Linked DNA regions of Homo sapiens: region 1 is linked to region 2. Evidence: read pairs that join two places in POLR2A ChIA-PET (ENCODE). Cell type or tissue: K562. All regions are shown on one strand. Region 1 has its middle 130 kb from the start of LINGO1-AS2. Region 2 overlaps LINGO1 (leucine rich repeat and Ig domain containing 1).

Region 1 (2,500 bases), 170 kb after region 2:
ACAAGTGTTACAGAATGATGGTGCCATCCATTAGGCCACTTGGGAGGAGCAGCTGGGAGGGCGAGCTGGTAGCAGTTTCTCCAGGCTGGTAAATCAGGGGACCTTGTCTGCAAAGTTAGAGTAACAGCCCACCCAGAAGCAGGAAGCTCCCCAGGGCTGGATTCACCCCAAGCAATGAGGCCCAGATTTCTTCTCTACATCATCTTGTCCAGGCTCAGAGGCTTCAGATACCACCCAGATGCTGACTCCCCACACAACTGCCTCTCCAGCCCAGCTCTTCCCGCAGCTGCAGGCTTACTGTCTGTGCAGCCTCCCCTCATGATGCCGGCACCTCAAACACTTCCAAGCAGGATCTTGCTTCTCCCTCCAAACCCACGCTCCACCCCTGTTCCTCGGCTCGGGCCAAGGCTCCAGTGCCCGCCCCATTCCCAGGCTGGCCCTCTCCCAGTCCACAGCCCATCCTTCAGCAACGCCTTCAAAGTCTCCAAACGCAAGCCCTCCTCCCACCCAGGCCCGGCCCCACCACCTCTGGTCTGGACTGATGCTGGGGTCTCCCACTGGCCTGCCAGCTTCTACTCTTGCCCACCCACCCTACAGTCCTTTCTCCAGTAGGCATCACTCTGTAACTCCTGGCCCTGCATGCCTCGTTTCTCAGCCCCTCTTCCTCAAGGGCTGCCCAGCTGTGAGGGCCTCTGTGCTGGTCCCAGCTCCAAGCCCATCCAGAGCTCCATAAGGCCTACTCCCTCTCCTCAGGCCTCTGCTGAAATGGCCCCTCATCCGAGAGGACTTTCCTGAGAAGGGCTCCAGAGAAGGGCTCCAGAGAAGAGCTCCGATTTCATGCCTGCCCCCTTTTCCAACCTTATTTTTCTCTGTGGCATTTATTACTCCCTAATCTTATATTACGGATTTACTTATCTGGTTTCTTCTGTCTACTCTGTTACAATTTAGGCTCTATGAGGGCAATGCCATGGTCTAACCTATTCACCCATGGATGCCATGCTGGGCACAGAGAACAATGCCTCATGTGTAGCAGGCGCTCAGTGAGTATGCGCTGAAGGAAGAATGAACAAACCACTGCACATTCATCCTTGGGAGAAACAGGCCCACACCCATAGGTGATCCCAACCCAGCACGACAGCAGTGCTGGGGCCAACAGATGTGCACAGGGAGGGTGGCACTAGGGAGAGGCCATTAGCTCTACCCAGAGGTCAGGGGAGCTTCCTGGAAGAAACGACAAACCACCTCCAGCCTCCTCCCTGGCCCTCCAGGGTCCCTGTCATAAGCCACCCCCCAGTGAGGGGATGAAGGAGAGGCTGGTCTGACCAGCTGTGCTGACCCAGGAGTCTGTAAGTATTCAGAGTTGGTGCCTGCATCCCTCCTGCCTGGCAGGAGGAGACCTGGGCAAGGCTCCCCAGAGAGCAGAGGGTCTTGGTTTAAACACCACGGATCCCACCACTGAGGGAGGGAGAGGTCATCTGGGATCCACAGCTTTGCCTACCCTTTCCTCCCGAACACACAGCATCCTGCCTCTTCCCCTCTAATCACTGGAGCACCGAGGGAGGGAGCAACAGAAGCAGGGGCAGCAAGGACAAACCTGAGCTTCCTCCAGGAGTTTAGAGCTTTGCTGAGTGAAGCTCCAATTCCTCAGCCTCCGGTGCAAGCCTCCGGTGCTCCATGCCAGCCCTGGCCCTGCCACTCCCCAGACACACTCCAAACTCCCCTACCACTGCACCTTTGCTCAGGCTGGGCCTACCCTGCCACCCTAAACTTTCCCTGCCTGTCACAACCCTACATCCATGACTTTCTTCATCCAAGCATTATTTATAATGACAGAACATCAGAAACCATCAAAATACACAACAGAGAATTGGCTAAACGCACTATGGTACACGCAGGCTGAAACATTACACTGCCATTAAAAATCACATTATAGAAGAGTATTTAATGATGGGAAAATAATCTTGGTATGGGATTAAGTGTAAAAGGCAAGTTAGAAAACAGTAAGTACAGCTTGATCCCAATTATGTCATAAATACATGTTTTGTAGAAGACTGACGGGCTAAACACCCAAGCGCTCACACTTTTCTATAGAGAACACACATTACTTTTTTTATAACCAGAAAAATAAAATGTTTGAAAAGCACCTTACAGACTTCAAGGCTTAGCCCAGGTGTCACCTGTTCCAACAAGCCCTGCCAGACCCCCAGCTGACTGTGGCCCTCCTGCCCTGCGTCAGCTCCCGCCTGCATCTCCCCGCCCACTGAGCTCCCAATGCCCCCGGGCTGTGGTGCCTGTGGGTGCTGCCGTCTGCCTGGGCAGTGGGGAGGCTGCTCACGCTCCTGCCCCCTGCCCTTGTCACCCCAGTTGCTGCACAGACAATCCTGACGCCATCTTCTCACCCATCTCTCAGCAGCAATTACAGGTTAAACTGGAGGGACTAATTAGTTGCTCATTCTACCCAGAGCCAACTAATTAGCAGAAACATATACATATATATATA
Region 2 (2,500 bases):
GTTTGTATTTTTACTAGAGACAGGGTTTCACCATGTTGGCCAGGCTGGTCTTGAACTCCTGAACTCACGTGATCCACCCACCTCAGCCTCCCAAAGTGCTGGGATCACAGGCATGAGCCACTGTGCCCAGCTGAGGTTTGGGGCTTTATACCCATTGTCTCAGAGATGCTTTCAAAAGAGATCTTTCTTACCCATTTTACAGATGAGAAAAACAGAGGCTCTGAAAGAGAATTTGCCCTGGGCCTGGGTCACAAAGCCAGAGGGGGGCAGAGCTCTGTGTCTCCTAGTTGGGCTGCCTGCTCCAAGAGCTGCCTGGTGCGACACAGGGCTTAGACTCTGCAGGCCAGGCCAGGGGAGGGGCTGTCCTGTCAGGGTGGTGCTAGGGTGAGGCCCCAGGGCTGAGGGAAGGCCCTAGTCCTCAGAGAGCTACACCCAGGCATCTGCCCCCAAACCCGACAAAAGCCTTTCCCCAACTTCCAGAAAACGGGGTGTTACACGAGCCACGTGTACTCAGTGTTTTTCCACCACACTCCTTTCCTGTGCCTGCGGCTGCTGCCTGGGCCTGAATCTCACCTAATGTGGGGCTGGCTGAAGCACAGGATGGCAAGTTTAGTTATTCCAGGTTTATGGTATCAGTATTTCACGGTGCTCCCACTCAGCGTTCCTCGGGGACCAGGGGGACCCCCTGCACACACAGGCATGCGATCTGGCATGGAGGCGTCTGCCCCACGAAGGCTGGGGCCCAGGGTCCTCTGGGTGCTCAGCCTGGCTGTGTGGCCAGGGCAGTTCCTCACGGGGAAACGAGGTGGGTGTGCGCGGTCCTCGTCTTGCCTTGATGCCCGCCGTGCCCGTGACTGATTGGGCAGCAGGAGAGAGGGAGCGGGGAGGATGGCAGGCCTGGGAAGGGGGCTAGAGCACTTCGGAAAGTCTGCCCAGGGCTCTGCCCAGATCCACTGCCAAGAAATGATGGGGAGAGCAGGAGAGGGAAAGAGAGAGAAACCCAGAGACACCCGGGAGACACGTGGTGGGTGAGGCTGCAGAGGAGAGGAAGAGAGAGGCAGAGAAAGCAGAGTGGGGGGAGGGGAGAAAGATGGGGACACAGGCTGGGGGCAGGGAAGGGAGAGACAGAGGCCAGAACTTGTCCTGCAGGCACAACTACGTTCCCAGCCCCCACCACCTGTGCCTATCAGCCTGGGGCCTGTTAACACAGCCCCGTCCCGGCCACTCCACCAGGTGAGTCTGAGCACTTGCATATCTAGCTGGGGAGGGAGACTCAGAAAGGTGAGGGGACTCACGCCGGATCACCAAGGAAAAGAAGCAAGGCCCAGCCTGGGCTCCTTGTGACTTGTCCTCTCCCCAAGTCCCTGCCTGCCTGAGGTCCCTTCTTTGCTTCAGCTTCAGTATGCGGGATCCGTTTCAGGAAACGATAAAGCGTGTTAGCGGGAACTGTGCCTGCTCAGAGATAACTGGGGTCAAGTGGCCAGGAGTGGGGGCGCAGTGGGGCCCATCTAGAGAGGACTGTGACGGTCACCCCAGCCCGGGTTTTTCCTTCTGTCGCAGCGGCCAACCATCCGTTTCCCATGCCTAGAGGCCTCCTACTCGGCCTTCAGAAGCAGCTCAGGGTTTCTCCCTCAGTGGCTCTCCTCTAGCCTGAGAAGAAGCAACGGCCTCTGGCGGGTCCCCTCTGGATCTCCGGCCACCCTCTGCCCACACTGCTTCTGGGCTTCTCCCAGCTCTGCTGGCACTTCTGCGGCCTCCTCTCCTGTGGCCCCCAGACTGACAGCCTCCGAAGTGGGACCGGGCCTGATACAGCTCCACACTCCCAGGCCCTGCCTGCAGACGCACCCACATCAAAGGAACAGAGAGAGCCCACCAGACAAATGCTGCGAGGGGCAGGACTCGCACTCTGCTCTCCAACTCCCAACCTAGCTCTTAATGAAGGAGGCTTTGTGGTGAGGGGGAGGTGCTGTGTGAGCTCAGGCTGAAATACAAACATTTTCCACAGGCCAAGGAAGAGGCAGGGGGAGGGCATTTCCACAAAGGGAACAGTGAGAGCAAAGGTGTGCAGGGGGGAAGGGACTTGTAGCCTGGTCAACTTGAGAGCATCCTGGGACTCCTAATGGCTTCTCTCTTAGCCCAAATCCTGACCCCAGTCCCTGGACTCCTTTTAAAGATGCTCCATTCTGGCTTTCCAGGGCTAATCCCCGCTGAGGTGTGAATGGCTGATAATGGCATAAGGTAGGAGCTGCTAATGGGAGAAATAATTCCGTTGCTGGCCAGTCTAATTTGGGGGGCTGCCTCCTGGCCCATGGGGAGGTGGTGAGGCAACCCTGAGAGTTGCAGTCCTGCGCCCAGGCTGAGCTCCTGCAGGAGAAAGCCTGGCGGACTGCGCGGCTGGGGGCCAGGCAGCCAGTGTCCGCCGTCTCCCCGGGGGTTGGTCCGCCCCGCCCCCACCTGCCTCCCCTTTCCCCTCCTCCTCCTCAGACCCCCATGGGGACAG

What was found. ChIA-PET counts read pairs that join two places held together with the same protein. Peaks named below come from ENCODE experiments on the same cell type or tissue, not always from the same donor. Only the 100,000 strongest peaks of a DNase experiment are listed, where the experiment ranks them.
Region 1: POLR2A ChIA-PET joins it to region 2 with 6 read pairs; 2 of 35 experiments call an interaction of 5 or more read pairs at or near these places.

Annotation. Positions count from the first base shown.
Region 1 is chr15:77,791,789-77,794,288 of GRCh38, forward strand. It overlaps a transcript of LINGO1 not described here. Among named protein-coding and RNA genes, the nearest start is that of LINGO1-AS2, 130 kb to the left of the region's middle. In K562, no CTCF peak of the experiment used is centred here; no DNase peak of the experiment used is centred here; H3K27me3 peaks cover 1,366 bases.
Region 2 is chr15:77,621,223-77,623,722 of GRCh38, forward strand. The region is part of intron 1 of LINGO1 (leucine rich repeat and Ig domain containing 1); the gene reads right to left. The region is part of intron 3 of LOC105370906 (a long non-coding RNA gene); the gene reads left to right. Among named protein-coding and RNA genes, the nearest start is that of LINGO1, 10 kb to the right of the region's middle. RefSeq lists enhancers at 417-932, 933-1,448, 2,481-2,500. In K562, no CTCF peak of the experiment used is centred here; DNase peaks (open chromatin) are centred at 1,119, 1,459, 2,040 and 2,190; H3K4me3 peaks cover 477 bases.